2 separate regions of the Homo sapiens genome follow, and region 1 is linked to region 2. Evidence: chromatin loops called from intact Hi-C (ENCODE). Cell type or tissue: CD14-positive monocyte. All regions are shown on one strand. Links, peaks and the distances in the headings refer to the core of each region. The heading gives the core; the rest is flanking DNA. Region 1 holds the start of LOC105377331 (a long non-coding RNA gene). Region 2 has its middle 100 kb from the start of CCSER1.

Region 1 (8,807 bases), core at 636-8,635, 53 kb after region 2:
TGTTAACTAAAGTCCGTAGTTTCCATTAAGGTTCACTCTGTGTTGTATAGTTCTATGGGTTCTCACAAATACATAATGCCATGAATCTGCCATTACACTGTCATACAGAATATGTTCACTACCCTAAAAATCCCTTGTGCTTCACCTTGTACCTCTAGATAAGAGTGATTCTATAATATTGCATTTTTATGTGTAAAACTCTAATGTGATTGTAGTTTGAGCATAAAATTCTATTTTATGGGTATTTCAAGATTGATTTAGGAGCTAGAATAGCATGATTCTTCTTAGAACACCTTTAGTATTCTTTCATTGTACATTATTTCTATTAATTTTTGTGGGTACCACTGTAATAAAGTAAGAATTTAAAGCCTTGTTTTTAACTCAAAAAATTTGCATTTTAATTTAAATTGATAAATGAGTGAAAAATAATACACAGCATTAGATGACAGGCTAGCAGGCAGTAGGATTAAGTGCTGAATGAGTGACACCAATAAAATTGGGGAGGTGTTCAGTGGAGTGATCATACACAAGGGCAGAGGTTAAGACAGAAGCTAAGTGGATTAGGAGGGGCTTGAGAGGAGTGTGATATGGATAGGCTGAGAGAAGGGAGAGCATTCGGGCAGGTGAAAGGGCTGGCCAAAAGCTCTAGAAAGAGGAATGTCTATGCTGTGTCTCTATGCTGCTCTTGGAGCACAGGCAGTTTGTGAGGCTATGTTTGGTCCCATTTGCTAAAAGCCTTTGCCCACATTCCTCACTGGGAACATGCTAATTTCCTGGTGGCACTGCAGGTAAGCAAGACTCACGTGCTCTGTTCCCAAGATTCGCAGTCTTTGCCTTCTCAGCTCTCCTTACCTCAGCCCTGGAAAATGTCTTCCTAGTTTAGACACAATCTTTTCACTTCATATTACTCTGCTTAGGGATTCTAATATAGACTTATGTTTTCCGGGGGCAAAATTGACAAAAAGGGAAGTAAATATCATTTTTTTGGTTTTGTTTTCTAGTCTGTTTCAAATGCCTTTTAAGGCAAAGAAATGCAGGGGTCTCCATGTTTTGTGTGGATGAGAGCAGAGGGAAGAAACGGATAATACAGGAAGAAAATGAAAACAACTTAGATTAAAATCTCAAAAATATCATTTTATCACAGAAATGACTGGACTAAAATATCCCAAGCTTGTCTCAAAATTAATTTTGGAACCAAAGATGTCTGATGTTACCAAGATAACATCTTGTCACAGTCTTTTAGGGAAGTAAAGAGCAATTTCTAATGACAGGGGATGAAAGACTGAAGAATGAATGAATTATATTTGCTGTTACTAATGATTTGCCTTTATTAGTAACCTTCAACCATGAGGTAGCAGAAGAGGCAATAGGGCAGGTTTAATAAAGAGGTCCCAGCACTGGCAAGGGGGTTCAGTGCAATTCACCCAGTAAGACTTGCTAAGGAGACAAACTGGACTTTAGAGGGAAGTCTGGAGCAATTAGAACAAGAAAGTAAGTCTTTTAAGTCATAGAAGGAAATTACATCAGAGTAAAAATAAGTATCCTAACTCCAGTAGGCAATTTGTAACACGTAGAACTTTAAGAAGTTGGAAAAATAAACATAAAAAGGCCATGTGCAGTGGCTCACGCCTGTAATCCCAGCACTTTGGAAGGCTGAGGCTGGTGGATCACCTGAGGTCAGGAGTTCGAGCCCAGCCTGGCCAACAGGGCGAAACCCCGTCTCTACTAAAAATACAAAAATTCGCTGGGTGTGGTAGCAGGTGCCTATAATCCAAGCTACTCGGGAGGCTAAGACACAAGAATCACTTGAACCCAGGAGGCAGAGGTTGCAGTGAGCCAAGATTGCGCCACTGCACTCCAGCCTGGGCGATAGAGCGAGACTCAGTCTCAAAAATAATAGTAATAATAACAACATAAGGAGACAGTAAAAAGTCTGTGTTGTGATTCCCAGGACACAAGCTACTTATGCTTTGCCCCTTTATAAAAATATACTCTACCTAACTGAGTGAGGAAAAGACTGCTCTGGAGGCTGGCATTCATCATGCTGGGACCGAGAGCTTGGATGTGTTAGGGGTGAAGCTGGGGTGAAGTAGCAGAGATTAGGGAGAGACTACTACACTTGCACTATGTTATTCTGAATCAGAGAGGAAACACTCGGAGTTATTTAATGGTTTCATTTACACTAAAACACGTAGTCTTCAGTATCTAGAATATTGCCTGAAACACAGTGGCTGTGTAGTAAGTGGTAATTAAACCCAAGAAATTATGTGGGTATAGCTAATGTAGGAGTCACAACTCATTAATAGCTCTTTTTTTCAAATGGACTAAAACAACATACATTTACTATTTTACAGTTTCTGAGGGTCAGGATTCCAGGCATGGCTTAGCCTGGACTCATTCAATGACCAACAAGGTATCTTCAGGCTGCATTCCTTTCCTAGGTTCAGAGTTCTCTTTCAGGCTCACATGGCTGTTGGTAGAATTCAGCTCCTTGCAGTTGTAGGACTGAGGTCCCCATTTCCATGCTGTCATCAGTAAGGGACCCTACTTGCCTCCCAGAGGCTCCTGCAGGCACTGTCACAAGAGGGTAGCTTATTTTCTGGAGGTCTTTAGGAGGGTCTAATTGAAGGCTTTCATCTGATTAAGTCAAGCCCACCCAGGATAATCTCCTTACTTTTTGATGAACTCAAAATCAACTGATTTAGGAGCTTACTTACATCTGAAAGGATCCTTCACCTTTGCCATATTCTTGTCATGACATTTTAAAATTCAGCCTGGACCAAGGAAAACCCAATTGTCCAAAGTTCTCTTGTGTTAGCTTGTGGAGAACATTGCAATATTATTATCATTCCTAAATTTCTTTGTATCTAAATTGAAATATCACAGACATAAAACATTTGTGAATTTTAACCACATGATCAGGTATCATAGAATCATTAATTCATAGAACGTTAGAGAATAAATATAAAAACATTAGTCCTATTTCATTCACCTACAACTTGTTCTCTGTTAGCGAATGTACAAATAATTCATTTTCAGAAACGTAAGCATTCAGTATTAAATGGAAATATTTACAAAATGTTAGACTAGAGATTAATTGGGATTTACTGACATTATCATAGAAACTCAAAATTCGGTCAAACAAAAATTTTAGTCATATCCCAAACGCTTTTATCAGATTTTCACAGAGTATGGTGAATATCATCATTCACGCCATAGACACTGCCATTTTTCAACAAATACTACTTGAATGAACATTTTGATCTGTGAAAATGCAAGGTTAGCTCTTTCCTTGGTTTTATTTTCATTTTTTCAAAGTATTTATATATTATGTAGAATACATTTTCTGGAAATACTTTTAAACAATTCTTGAGGTAGGGTACTTTGTTTTCCTGTGGGATGAAGGAGGTGATTTATAGTAGTTATAAGTCTGTCCCTTTAAATTTTTATATTCTCAACCTGCAAAGAATGAAATCTCAGCAAATAAAAGTATGTCAGTGGGAAAACTCACAGTGATTGTTCTCTGCTGGAAGGATTAAGTAAATGTAGAGTTTCAAGCAGGCTTAGGCAGTGAACTGTAAAAGACTAAGGGAATGTGAAGGTAAAAATCTATCTTCCCTCACCAACTGATCATGTTGCCAGTACCATACTCTGGAAGTAGCAATGAGGTTACCTTTCCTTTCCTTTTCTCTGCCTCTCCAGCAGCTGAGAGTTGAACCCTCAGTACCAACACCTGCTGACAAATCAGGGCACTGCTTATGGTTAGTAACAGGATAAGGCATGTAACCTAAGAGTCTGGCCACTGCCTTTTAGCTCTTTCAAAACGAGGTTCCTTATGACTTGCAATACTTGCCTTCCAAGTTTCTTATTGAGGGTCTAATGAAAGAATATTTACAGAAGAGTTTTGTAAACACCATATAAATATTAGTATGTATGATATTCCCTCAGGAAGTACATATATATATATAAATACACACACTGTATATACACTGTAAGAATCTAAATTAGTTATTTCTTTTTATAGCAAAATCATTTTAAAAACTGTTGTCTAGTAATAATTCTGTGAACTTGTGTACTGCTTTTACTCTTGTGTACTACTCTGATGTACTTTTTATAATAAAATAACATAAAAATTTGTCTCTACCACTCCAGAAACTGAACTAAGATTCTTAATAGGTTAATGCCTCATTCATTTCTCAAAACAATCATGAGACATAGGTATTGTTATTTTAATTAACAAATGAGAAAACTAAATGCTAGGGGCTGTCATTGAATTTAAAAACAAAAATCTTCTTGATTCAGACATAAGAGGAGAAACACCAAATTAGGAACACACACCTTTGGATTTACGATAGTTAAAATCATAAGCTGGTGGCTGAGATATATATAATAATTTAATTGATTGACAGACATTATTATTCTCATCGGTAGAATGAGGAAATTGAAGATGGGGGCGGTTAGTAATTTGACCAAGCTGAAGATGAGAACCAAGACTTGAATTCAGATAGGCTTGAGCTAAAACTTTTGATATTTCCATTTATTTATTTATTCAGAAATATTTCCAGAGTACCTTCTAAGTTATAGAATTACTGGGCAAATTGCCATAGCTACTTCTGTCATGGAGTTTCAAGTTGACAGATAAATAAGAGTTAATCTACCTACCAAATAAGGAAATGGAACTGACTCATAATTCAAGTATCAGCAAAATCTCTCCCTAGAGGAGATCCTTCCCCTCAATAGTCATTACCACTCTATCCTATTATAGTTTCATCATAGCACTTATTTGTTTGTTGAGTTGCTTTTTGGTTTATTTTTTGCATGTGTTCCACTAGGACAGAAGCCCCTAAGATCAAGGATCTTATCTAATTGACTATTGCTCCCCAGTGCCTGGAATCATGCCTACTTATCCCATCATTTAATTATTCATTAAATGTTTGTTAAAAGAAGTGAAAGAAGGACTCCTGAGAAGTACAGAGTACTAGGAGAAAGTATTTTACCTGATATGAGAAATCACAGATATTTGAGGGAGTAAGATTTGTACTGCAAATCTGAAGAATGAATGAGGTTCTAAAGGAGTATGTGTGTGGACACATGTGCACCTATATGTTGGGAAAGGGGGCAGCAACAAGCTTCAGGTAGAAGAGGAAGTGTGTGCCAAGGCCTGTGGTCGGGCAGAGCATGCCAAATAGGAAAAAAGGAGAAAAGACCAGCCCAAAGAGCCAGCGCAGTTCAGTGCAACACTTGGCGGAGAAGCAGGCCAGGCTAGAGGCTTGTAGGAAATTCGACTTTATCTGAAAAGTAATGAGGAACCATTGAAATATTTTAATCAGGAAAGAAGTTTGAGTTTTGATGTTTGAGTTTTCAGCAAGACATATTTTCAATGTGAAGAGAAGAGAGAAATGGGTCAACCGGATAGAGACATCCCACTTTGGAGTCTCTGCAACAGTCCAGAAATGAAGCCAAAGGAACTTTGCTAACCTTTGATTATGGTGATAAGAAAAGTTGTTGAAATCACGAGCTCTTTAGAAGGTAAAACTACTCAGAGTCTATAATAGAGGTGGAACAAAGAGCAGAGGAAATAGGGGTGGAAGGGATGACTATTAGGTTTCTGGCCTGTGCAATAGAATGGGCGGTGGTACCATCTCTGATGGGGAACATGGCAGAGCAGGTATGGAGGGACATGCATGCCTGCCTTTCCTGTATATGTGATATCTCATTGATACTGAAAGGTTCCGTAGAGTACAGATTTTATTTATGTGTACCAAAGCCTGAGAATTTTCAGAAAGGATAAGGGCATAGCCTAACAACAGAGCTGAGGTACCCTGATTTCAATACTCTGCATGTGAACCATAATATTGTTTAAATAATTATTATATTTCAAACTAGTAAAAGATTACATCCGTATGACCACAAATCTTGAAGTAATTTTTGAGCATTTTTACATTATTAAATTCCTATATGGATCTCAATTTCTAGATTGTGTTTACAACTATATTAATTCTAAAGATAAAAAGATATATGCCTTCACAAGGTTTTCTTTTCATTTTAGAATCAAGCATATTCTGAAAAGTATAATTAACTATTTTCATTTTAATACATCTATCTGAACATTTCCAGGAATTTCAAAGAATAAAGGAAAACTAGAAATAGGTAAATATTGGAATAAGAACATCCGGTACCTAAAATGTGAAAGAAGAATGGGATCTCATTATACAATATAAAAAGGATTACAAAACCCACAGCACAAAGGAGGTCTGTTTCTTTTCTTTTGATGTGTCTGTGTAGTGAAACTGCAATTAGTGGTAATAGGAGTTGCATGTGTAACTCAAAGGAGCTTGATGCAAGATTGCAGCAGGGTACAAAATGGTACAAGCAAAATCTCATTCTCATTACCAACATATAATTTTATTGTCTCGTTTAGATAACATAATTTTTCTGTTATCAGAATTGTCCAACCCATTACATCACAAATGCAATTATAAATTCATTATAAATCACCTAAGCTGATAAAAAATCAAATGTAGCAAATTAATATGAAGTCAAGGAGAGAGAAAGTAAATGGTGGTCAAGTTGTATATGAAATTTACCTTTGTGGTTACAAAGAAGACATGCTTACACTTAAATACTCTGTTCTGATACAGAAACATCTTTTTTAAAATTGGGTTTTTGTTTTAAAATGCTGTTTTTTCTTGGGCAACAGACAATCCCTTCAATTTTGCAATCTGGCATTCCCTTCTTCCTATAATTTCTGCAGTGTTTTTCTAGAAATATCCTGCTTTGGACACTGTTGGTTTTGTTTCTTTCTGTATAGAACTTGCTTGTAAGTTAACATCCATTACACACATCAAACATGTGTAACCATTTAATTGGTATGGATATCATACGTGTATATAACACAAGTCTAAAAAACCAGATGGTCTTCTATGTTGAGTATTAACATATACATCATATCACAGTACACAAAAAAGGCTTTTTACTTAGCAAATTTGTTACATATATCATAGTATTTACGCTATTTATCTTCCTTAAAATGTATTTGACTAATTTTTAAGTTAAATTAATTGATTCAGGCAGTTTCCATTCTCTTCTGCATTTTAATGCATATTCTTCTGTCACAGAAAAAAATACATTTTCACCCTCTAAAGGATTTTTATGTTCATTATATAATACATAATAAACCTATATTAATAATTTTGCCGAGAATATCATGGTGAAATATACATTAGCTTGAACATTGCATCTCTTTTTTTCCCCTCTAATTTATTTAAGTTACTTGCTTAAATATAGAAAATGGTGTCACAGATTTACTCACACTACATTTAAATCTAAAGCAAAAATATAGTCTGCTTATTTTTGTCTACTACCAGTCTGAACTTGAAACCTGAACTTTCTGTGTTGTTGCAGCAGGGGTGGGCCGGGTTGGGGGCGGGGAGATTGCCCAAATTCATTTTAAACATAATTTGAGCAAACACGTAATAGTGTTTAATGCAGGGTTTAATCTCTTTAGATAACAATTCTCTGACTTTCAGACTAAACTAACCTTCTCTCCTTTCTAAGATAGCACTTAACTTAAAAAGAAAAGTCACCCTAGGATCTGCCATGGGTTTTGGGACCTACTCTGCTCTGCCCCTGCTGACCTGATGGTTGTGTAACCCGGTCTGGAAGTCCTTGGGCTTTGATCGCGATTGCTTCCCATCCTCTTTTGAGACTTCATTTTGAAAGAGAAGCCAGCTAAAATTCTTGCCTTTTTGCTGGGTGGGGAGACGGAGTGTGGAAAGAGTAGGTCCTGAAGGTAGAAAATGCCTAATGACTGAGAGATACAATAGATGGAAACTCCACCAAAACTTTCTCTGCTGAATCCCTGTAAGTCCACATCCATTTGCACCTGGCTTTTTTCTTGCCTGTTAACACAATGCAGCAGTGGTCTGCTAACTTTAGTATAGGTGAGAATCACCTGGAAGGCTTGTTAAACCTTAGATTGCTGGGTCCTACCGGAGAATTTCTGGTTTAGCAAGTCTTGAATGGAGCTTGATAATTTGCAAAGCTAATAATTCTCAAGTGAGGCTGAACCGCTGGTGCGGTAACCTTTCATTTAGAAGCGCTGCAGTGAAGCAGTATAACTTTGTACCAAAGATTTGCTACATTTCATTCTTTTCTGTCTTCTTAAAGATCTTGCTTCATTAACTTTTCCTTCTGTTTCTCTATTCTTCAGTCTCTTTCTCTCTAGGGAATCCTTTGAATCAGGATACAGGCATGGCCTACTCTACTTTTACAAAAGCAAAACACAATAAAATTCATACACAACTACAAATAGCTTTCTTGGATCCAAGCTGCATCTCTAGCTACCATATAATCTCTACAAAGCCATGCTTCTTGGAGGAGATTTTTACTCATGCTTTAGCTATTTCATTACCTATTCTTTGTTCTAGCTTTCTGCAATTCAGGTTTTGCTTTTACTACTTCTACCACTACACCATAACTCCTGGTCTGGTTAATGTAAAAAACCTTATGCTTTTATGGCATTATTTTAGTTTTTCTTAGCTAGGACCAAATTACAACTTATGAGAAAATGAAAATTTGAGGGAATTTTAATAACTTGTGGATTCAGGTTCATAGTAGTTCTGCCAGTTATAAGTTGGGTAATTACAGGCAAAGTTTGAATCCCTCTGAGGCTCAGTATTTGCAAATGTTAATGGTATCTGTCTTGTAAGGTTATTTTGAGGATAGGCTATGTATATCTTGCAAGATTAGTTCTAGGCTATTGTGCATATAATGCATAGAATAGTGTTTGCAATGTAAACAGTAGA
Region 2 (8,807 bases), core at 247-8,246:
AAAGCATCAGCGAGTATTATAACTAACTACTCTGCACCACTAGATTTCATAGGAAAACAAAATAACCTAGAAAATGGAAAAAAATGAAAAAACAAAAAAACCCCAGAATTCTTTATCTTAATAATGGCATGGGACTGCCACTCACCCCAGAGCACTTCCTGGATATTCAAAGTGAGGTTAAAGAGCATAGTCACATTGCCTTCACACAGCAAACTGGAAGTAGCCCTATAAGGGAGGCCACTAGCAAGATTTCCAGTGGCAGTAAGACTTGTCTGTTTTCTCTTCCTGAAAATAAAGCATAGTACCACGAGGGCATCTCACTCCATCCAAAACTCTCCTTATCCTTCAGAGGAAGTCTAACTATATTCTAGAGACTTCAGCCCTATATATAAGTGGAAGAATTACAACTGAGTTTTTGGCTTTTGGTCCCTCATAGTAGTCATTACTTCCCTTTACATCAATGTTACTTAAAGTTTACAACAATTTAAGGCTCATTGCAAATGACATGGATAGCCTGCAATTCTGATGATCTGATGGTGCCTTGGTTAGGTACCCTCTGTCTATTAACAGGTTTTTCACATTATTTCAAATTTGGCTTTCACCCTTTCTAACATATTCTCAAAGAACATGTATACCAATTGTTATATCTGTAATTTTCTTTTTTATGCATTTGCCACCTAATAACTAAACAGTCACCCCTTGAATTTCTATGTCCTTAATTTGGTGTACAAGTTGACCTTATTTTTGTTATATTCATAAGAGCTTAAACTTCATCTTTATGGTCCTTTTTCTGATCAACTGTGTCATGTCTCTTGCTGTATTTCCTTACCTCAGACACTTTTACATCTTGCTGCACTACCCTTCCATCTGGCAAATGGCCTTTTATGACTTTTTACTTACAAAATTGGCATGCTTCTGTGTTCTGAATATTTTCTGTATTATACGTATACTTCCTACATATATTAAAATCATTGTGTATCTCTTCAATATCACTTTTTGGCAGATTAGTGTTTCAATTTTTTTCTAAGAAAACATAAACATAATATCTGAATGGATTGGATGTCTGTTAAAGCTGCTAGGCTACTAATAAATAAATCTACTAATGAACATCAGTGTTACTGTCTTCTTTGCTCTGCATGACTTTTAATGTGGCCATTTAGGAAATTCAATATATCTCTGTAAAATATACTCCACTATTTTCTCTTAGAAGATTCATCTAACATTCAAAAATTAGCTATAGCTGTAACTAACAAAAATAAATGTCCAATGCCATTAAGAAAATATGCAAGTGAAGTGAAAATGAAAAAAATAACTTTAAAATTAAAATATAAGAAACTGATGGTCAAATAAATGCTAAGTCATTGTGGGTTTTCTTTTATTTATAAGAGGGTAGACAGACTGGAATTAACTTCCCTTGTCTTCAATCCTATCATTCTAGCCACAGTAATGGAGAAAAGCTTGTTAATTTATTAAGGATAATATAAATAACTCACACATGGGTTCTACAGCTTTGATATTTGCTAACTTTTAACTTTAACCAGATCACTTAACTCTTTGCATTTCCAATTATTCCTATTTAAAATGAGAGACTGGGCGTATTTGATATTCTAGTGACTAAACTGTGATGAAAAAAGAGCATAGTCACATTGAAAAAAGATTTCTTCTTTTCTATTTTGTCTCCCTTACCCCACATTCTCTAAAAACATCTGTATTAGTCATGGTTCTCTAGAGGAACAGGACTATTGGGACAGAGGTATTTATGAAAGGGAGTTTAAAGATAATTGACTCAAATGATCGTAAAGTGAAATCCCACAACAGGCTGTCTGCAAGCTGAGTAGCAAGGAAGTCACTCCAAGTCCCAAAACCTCAAAAGTAGGGAAGCCGATTGTGCAGCCTTCAGTCTGTGGCTGAAGGCCTGAGAGCCCCTGGCAAACCATTGATGTAAGTCCAAGATTCCAAAAGCTGAAGAACTTGGAGTCCACTGTTCTAGGGCAGGAAGCATCCAGCATGGGAGAAAGATAAAGGCCGGAAGACTCAGCCAGTCTAGTCCTTCCAAAGTCTTCTGCCTCCTTTTATTCTAGCCATGCTGGCAGCTGATTAGATGGTGCCCACCCAGATTGAGTGTGGGTCTGTTTCTCCCAGTCCACTGACTCAAATGTTAATCTCCTTTAGCAACACCCTCACAGACACACCCAGGAACAATACTTTGCATCCATCAATCCAATCGAGTTGACATTCAACCTTAACCATCACAACATCCTTACTTTCTTTCTAGCCCAATAATTAGTTTTGTGAATATTTGTCAAATTTGTAAAATTATATAGTTTTAACTACATTTATAGTATATAGTTTTAAGAATCATCTATGTATCATTGTGTGTGCCGCTCATATGTAGAAGAAGCCCACTTTTAGTGTGTGTGCCAGCCAATACTGTGCAGTTCATTAAAAGTCAATAGGAGACAGTCATGTGAATGACCAATTTACTTTACATATTTAGAAAGTGACAGATTGATTAAGTAACTGATCGAGTTATAACTAATTGGTAGTAGCATAAGGAATAAATTATCTGACCCTTATTTACACCTATTATATTTTTTGCTATACATTTTACTGCCTTTTCTGAATTCTCTTCAGTATTTTATTGTATTTTTTAATAAAAATTTTATACTTTCCCCTCATATTAGTGATTCACGGTCAACTTGTTGTGAGCTATGCTCCTAAGCCATTTTTCTGTTGGACTTATGGGATATTTTTGTTTTTCTTCTCTAACATACAGCACCATACTTGTCTTAATTGAACTTTATTCTGTCTCTGTTTTTTTTTTTTTTTTTTGCTTAACTGTAGTTTCCTCTAATCTTTTTGGGCCTCAGTTTCCTCCTTTATACAATAAGAAAGTTTGGGTAGATTAACTCCTGAGGTACTTTTTACCTCCAAAACATCATTCTCCATGTTGGGACTGAATCAATCTTTGGCTCCTTAAAGCCAGTTTCAGATTTAAAGAGTATGTTCTATGTTTTATCATCCTGACACTTGATAAGAAGATAGACAAACACCAGGCCTCAGATGAACTCTTCAGGGCATCATTTGTTACATTCTCCTGAGTTGACACTAATGCATTGATTATATCCTTATTTCTTATTTATTGTCTGCAAATGTTTTCAGTTTGGAAAACATTTGTTGATTTTTTACAAAATTTCTGGGGTAGATTAATTTTATGAAGCCTTTGTTTTTAAAAATCTTCGTGCTTCTTCAATTTGATAAGGTTATACAAATTCATTTCAAGTATTATTTTTCAAGATTTTAAGAGGATGAAAATGTTAAAGCAGTGCAGTTTAGTTCAAAATACCAGTATTCTATTAATTCTATGAATAGAAAATTTATCCAGTATTTAAGATTGAGAGGCAAATGCACTATAATTATTGTTAGAGGCCTAGAAAGCTTGAATTACTCTCACAAAGTAATCTAGCTTTATTTTGTCTCTGAAAACCTTAATGGAATTTACCAAACTAGATGTTACAGTTTCATTATTTTCAACAAATTAATATAACAATTTTAAGACTAAAAAACAACATTCTAATTTTTCAAGAACTTCATTTAGCTTTGCTATAAACCACAATACCAAACTTGTCTTCAGTCCTTTTAAGACATTTACTTAATTAATTCAAATCTGTTTTGCTCCTTCTGTAAAACATCTTTGAATATAATGCACTGTTCTGCTTCCAGGATTTTGTTTTTATTGTCTCTAGAAAATGGTCATGATTTTTACTTTGCCAGCAGAGGGCACATATGCATATCCTTTGTTTCTTCTAATCTACCAAAAGGAAATTTAAAAAGAAAAAGAAAAAGAAAAGAAAAAAGCCATATTTGGTTCTGTAAGATCTTACCTTATTTGAACTGAGTCTAACCGAAAAAATAAAAAAACCACCAACACCACATCCCATATTAACATTTTCTCTTAAATATCTCATGTCTAAATGAAAATCAAAATAGACTCGAATACTACCATCACTAAACCACAACATCAATTTAAAATATCTATTTTGCTCTGCAAAATTTGGCTGAAAATTTTACCCCTTATTTTGTTCTGATTATATTTTGGTCTGGTATTTCTGCTTTTGATATTCAATTCTGGACCTAGAGTTAGCAAAAAAAAAAAAAAAAGTGGTCACCTAACATTTATTTATTTAACAAAAATTCAAACTATTAATCTATGCTTTAGTCTAAAGTTAATATGAACACATATGCTGAATATCTAATTTGGGCAGAAATTAAAATGTTTCTGAGAGAACATTTTTAAACAAAGTGAGTTGGACTGAAGCAATAAAAATTAGTCTATTGACCATTTTGGTTAGTGGCTTAAGAACACCTGTGAACATTTTAATCTTCTAGCTACTTTCAATGAACTGACGGAACCATGGTGTTTTTCACACTCTCAGCTAAATGAGCATAGAGGAGCATCTGTAATTTCAACATTATGCATATGCATCAAGTAATTATATAATTGCAGATATGTGGTGTCTGCACACATCTAAAGGTTATGCTTTTAAAATGGAAAAGTACTGTTAAAAAGCAGAAGTCACAGGCTCATATGCTAATATCCATCTCCAGCAGCATAAATTTAAAAAATTTTGTATAAGCCACTGTACACCTGATATGCACCAAAACCAAGCAAAAACTCAGAAATGTAAGTTTACATGCTATATCAGCTTTTAAAAAATTATGATGGAGTAAGTCAAGATGATTGATAATTGATACTGGTTATTCCAAATTTGGTGTATATGGAATAAGAGCCACAAGTAATATTTTATTACCGAATTGTTTAAATCAGGACACTTTGGTCTTACTTTTAAAAAATACGTTATTTTAACTTCAAATACAGAAAAATAGTAATAAGAATGTAAGTAATGAGTTCATTCAAGGTTTAGGTTCTGCTATTTTTTAAATACTCAAGCAAAGATAATTAAATGTGATTACAGTATCAGGAGAGACAAGGCTCTAGACAAAAGAAGCAAAAGGACTCTGAGAATATAAGACTATTTCTGTTCATAAGGAGTTATTTTTTCCCCAAGAAAAGTCTTTTCCTAGGGTAACCCCAATTTGATTCCCTCCAATGTTAGTGAATGCAAGACCGCTGGGGTTACTATCATTGACACCAAACATTTTGTCAACTCTAAACATCTTAAGTAATTAAAATTGTTGATAGTCTCAAAACTTACATGTTTATATATAGCTTTAGTTAACCTCTGAGTATAACTAATAAGTATTAATTTTTATAAATAACTAGTGCCCTGCAGCCCATAGTATTTTAATGCTTTTGTGTCTCTTTTTCAAATAAAATGGAAACTACACACAGTCTTAAAATATTGACTCTGTTTAACATCGAGGAGCTGGAATGTTACATAGAAAAAGGAAACAGAGAGAGGGAGATTATGCTCACATGGAATCATCAGGAAAGTTGAGTACCTTATAAAGAAACAGATTGTGCACCCTTGAGTACATCTGTCTTGCATTGTTTCCTACTTAGCTGACACACATCAGTGTCAGAACAATGCTTCCCTGGAGCCATGACTTGTTTTCCTTCTCCTTGTCCTCCTCTCCTTTTCTTCCTTTTTCTTTCTTCTTTCTCCATTTACTCAACTGGGTTATAGTATCATAGTTTACTGAATGCATATCTAAAAATCTTACGTATATTTCATTTTACTTGAAAAACTCATCGGTATCACTGAAAATTAATATAAAATTATAGGACATACATTGAGCAACAAGGCCTAAAGGAGGAGATATAAGATAAGGACTCAGTGCTTCTAATTTTTAAAAATATGTATGTTGGACCTATCCTAACCAATCTCTCATCTTTAGGTCTTAGTTTACTTCCTTTCCCAAAACAAACAAAAAACAAAAGAAAACAACAACAACAAAGCCTGGCTTATATTTCTATGCCCTACTTTAAATTGGTTATATAATTTGATGCATATATTTTAATTTATGCTAGTCTGACTTATAGAGACATTTTCAAATGTGCAGCAATTGACTTCTCCTTTAGTAATAAGGAAGTGAAGATAAACTTGTGGTTCCTTAAGGTATGAATTTACTGGGGGTTTCCAGTAAATGATTCGTCTTGAAATAAAGCAGAACTAGAACATAAACATTGATGACTGCACCAATTAACTAAATGCGTTTACCATTTTAATCATTACATTTTTAAAAATTATTATTGTACCTGTTTTCTTTTTGATCACTCAGGATGTGTGGACCAAGTGGATAAACCAAGTCAATTAACACAGTCACCTGAAAGAGCTGAAAAAAATAATATTTTTGTTACCTGGGTAGCTTTTATATTATTTTTATTATTTTGAGGTATTCGTGTTTATCCAGTTTCTTGATCTTTGAAGATAGTGGATAATACAGACATATTATTTCTGTCCTAATCTGCCTTGGTGCAAACTAAACCTGTTACACTGAAGTAATTATTTGTTAGCTTCTATGTGAATGATTTTGTGTTAATGATTCAATAGTACAATTACAATGTGATAATTTTCTTTTTACAAGAGATGACACAACATTGTTTCTTCCTAAACAATGGTCAAATGAAAAAAATGTGGGTAAAAATGGGTTTTGCAATAGATGTGTGAATAAATACTGATTTTCAGCCTTTAGTGACTTTCTGAGTTCATTGCACACATGCAGAAGAAGAGTGCAGCATTCATAGGCAATAATTTACAAAAGAAACCAGAAGAACTAAAATAGTTTATAATTAAAGAAATGGAGCTGGCTGAGGGCAGAGAAAGGCAGAGTGGAGGACTGCAGGTACAGGTGACCTCTTCCACAGCCATCATTCAGAAGGCTCCAGGTTCATGGATGTCTGCTATTTAAATATGGGAGTGTACCTTAAGGTTGATGGAAGGGGATTGTTGGTAGTGGTGACAGGAGGTGTGATGATAGAATCTAACTAGGTGGTTGCTAGCAGATTGGAAACAAAAGGGAGGTCACATCTATTCAGCAGCTAAAATGTGCTAATACCAAATTAGATGCTTAGTCAATATAACCACCTCTGCATGTGGTAAGTGCTCAAACCTCAGAGAAGCAGTTAATTATCTCTCCTCAATTTACCAGCCTCCGCTCGAAACCCAACTTTAGCCATATATTTTATGCCATATTTGTGGGAAATGTGTCTTACCCTCTTTATGAGAAAGAATCAATCTATTTCTTCCCCAGAGAGTAATATTTAATCACCCCTGTGTTATTAGGCTTATGATTGGGATTATGATTATTATTCTCATTTGCCTTGGAGGCTTTGTGCTTTCAAAGCCTTTACAACAAATCCCATACCCACATACAAAGGTTGACTGATAACCAGTTATCCAGCACCCTTTATTAACTGGGTCTTGATATTTGATATTTCTTATCAGTGTATGGTCTTAAGTTGTTCTTATTCTACACAGAGTAATGAAGGCCACACACAAACATATTTCAATTAGTAATTGTATATACGAGTCAACTTTATAAATTTGAGATCTAAAAATAATACTTTCGTTGAAGAGTGGCTCCTAATTTTTTTAAATTTTAAAAACTAATACAAATGATTAAAAGAGGAAGAATATTATTGGCTGATGTCTAGGAATTTATGTATAGTTTCTTTTAAGAAAATCTAAGGGCATTATAGGCAAAGAAAAAATGTTAATCATCTAAGGTCCCAGTTTACTGAGTCACTATTGAAAGACTAATACAACAAATAAAGTAGAGAAGAAAATGTTCCATACAGTTTGTCAGTACAAAGTTTTTCTTGGATACATCTTGATATATTCTCAGTTTTTTAAAATTTAACAATTCAATTAATATTTCTTTTATCTCCTAACATATACAAGAGAATGTACTAGGTGCATTTGGGAATAATTATATTTCAAAGTATCAAGTGCTTCCTTTTTGCCAAGTGTTATGTTAAGTGTTGTACATATAATAGCTCATTATTTATTAAATAGTCTCACAAGAAAAGTTTTGCTGCTATCTCTATTTTACTGAGGGAAATTGAGACACAGAGAGGTTAACTAATTTACCCAAAGTCACAAAGCTTATAAATGATTTATTCCACCTCTGCATGTGGTAAGCGCTTAAACCTCAGAAAAGCACTTACTTATCTCTCCTCAATTTACCAGCCTCCACCTGAAACCTAATTTTAAGGACAACTTTTGGACAAATGTAGCATTAACTCCAGAGGTTTTACTCTTTTTAGTTTGAAAATAAATATTCTCTGCTTACTGATATATTTCTCCAGATTCAGTGGAAAAGTTATTTTTTTCTGTTACTGCTTTATTTTTTAAAAGATTTAAAATTTTAACAAACAAAAAGCAAATAAAATAAACACAAAGCCTGAAACATATTCAGTGCTGGCGTAGTTTAATTGTTTGCTCTGCTTCCTTTGGTAAGTGATTTAAAAAGTCATTTGTTTGTTCTAAAAACAAGCGAAGCAAACAAAAAATACATATTCCATGCTATTTGGGAAATGTAATATGGAACAAAAGTTCACATTAATGAGAACCTGGACTAGCTTCATTAATTTGTGAGCCTAGTACAAAATGAATACATGAAGTCCCCTGTTTAAAAATGATTAATAATTCTGAGATGGAGACAGCTGAGTATTAAATCAAATGGCACTGCACAGGTTACAGTCCCATGAAGCTGGCCCTGGCGAGAAACCAATACTGGTCACCGAAGACCTTTTGCTTTATCTACCCATCTCCTTCCAATAGCAGAGCGACATGTGAGCCAAAAAAGACTCCCAGGGGACACTAGAGGCTCTAGGGATAGAC

Evidence for each region. Hi-C counts contacts between places; a loop is a spot of excess contacts. Peaks named below come from ENCODE experiments on the same cell type or tissue, not always from the same donor. Only the 100,000 strongest peaks of a DNase experiment are listed, where the experiment ranks them.
Region 1: a loop joins it to region 2, with 2.2 times the contacts of the local background. A loop is called at or near these places in 2 of 110 quality-filtered maps.

What each region holds. Positions count from the first base shown.
Region 1 is chr4:90,073,960-90,082,766 of GRCh38, forward strand. LOC105377331 (a long non-coding RNA gene) reads right to left here and starts at 863. Exons shown (of 4, transcript XR_939000.3): 1 at 804-863. In CD14-positive monocyte, for the core only: no CTCF peak of the experiment used is centred there; a DNase peak (open chromatin) is centred at 4,702; H3K27ac peaks cover 1,621 bases.
Region 2 is chr4:90,021,664-90,030,470 of GRCh38, forward strand. No RefSeq gene overlaps it. Among named protein-coding and RNA genes, the nearest start is that of CCSER1, 100 kb to the right of the region's middle. In CD14-positive monocyte, for the core only: CTCF peaks have their summits at 3,719 and 3,950; a DNase peak (open chromatin) is centred at 6,088; H3K27ac peaks cover 621 bases.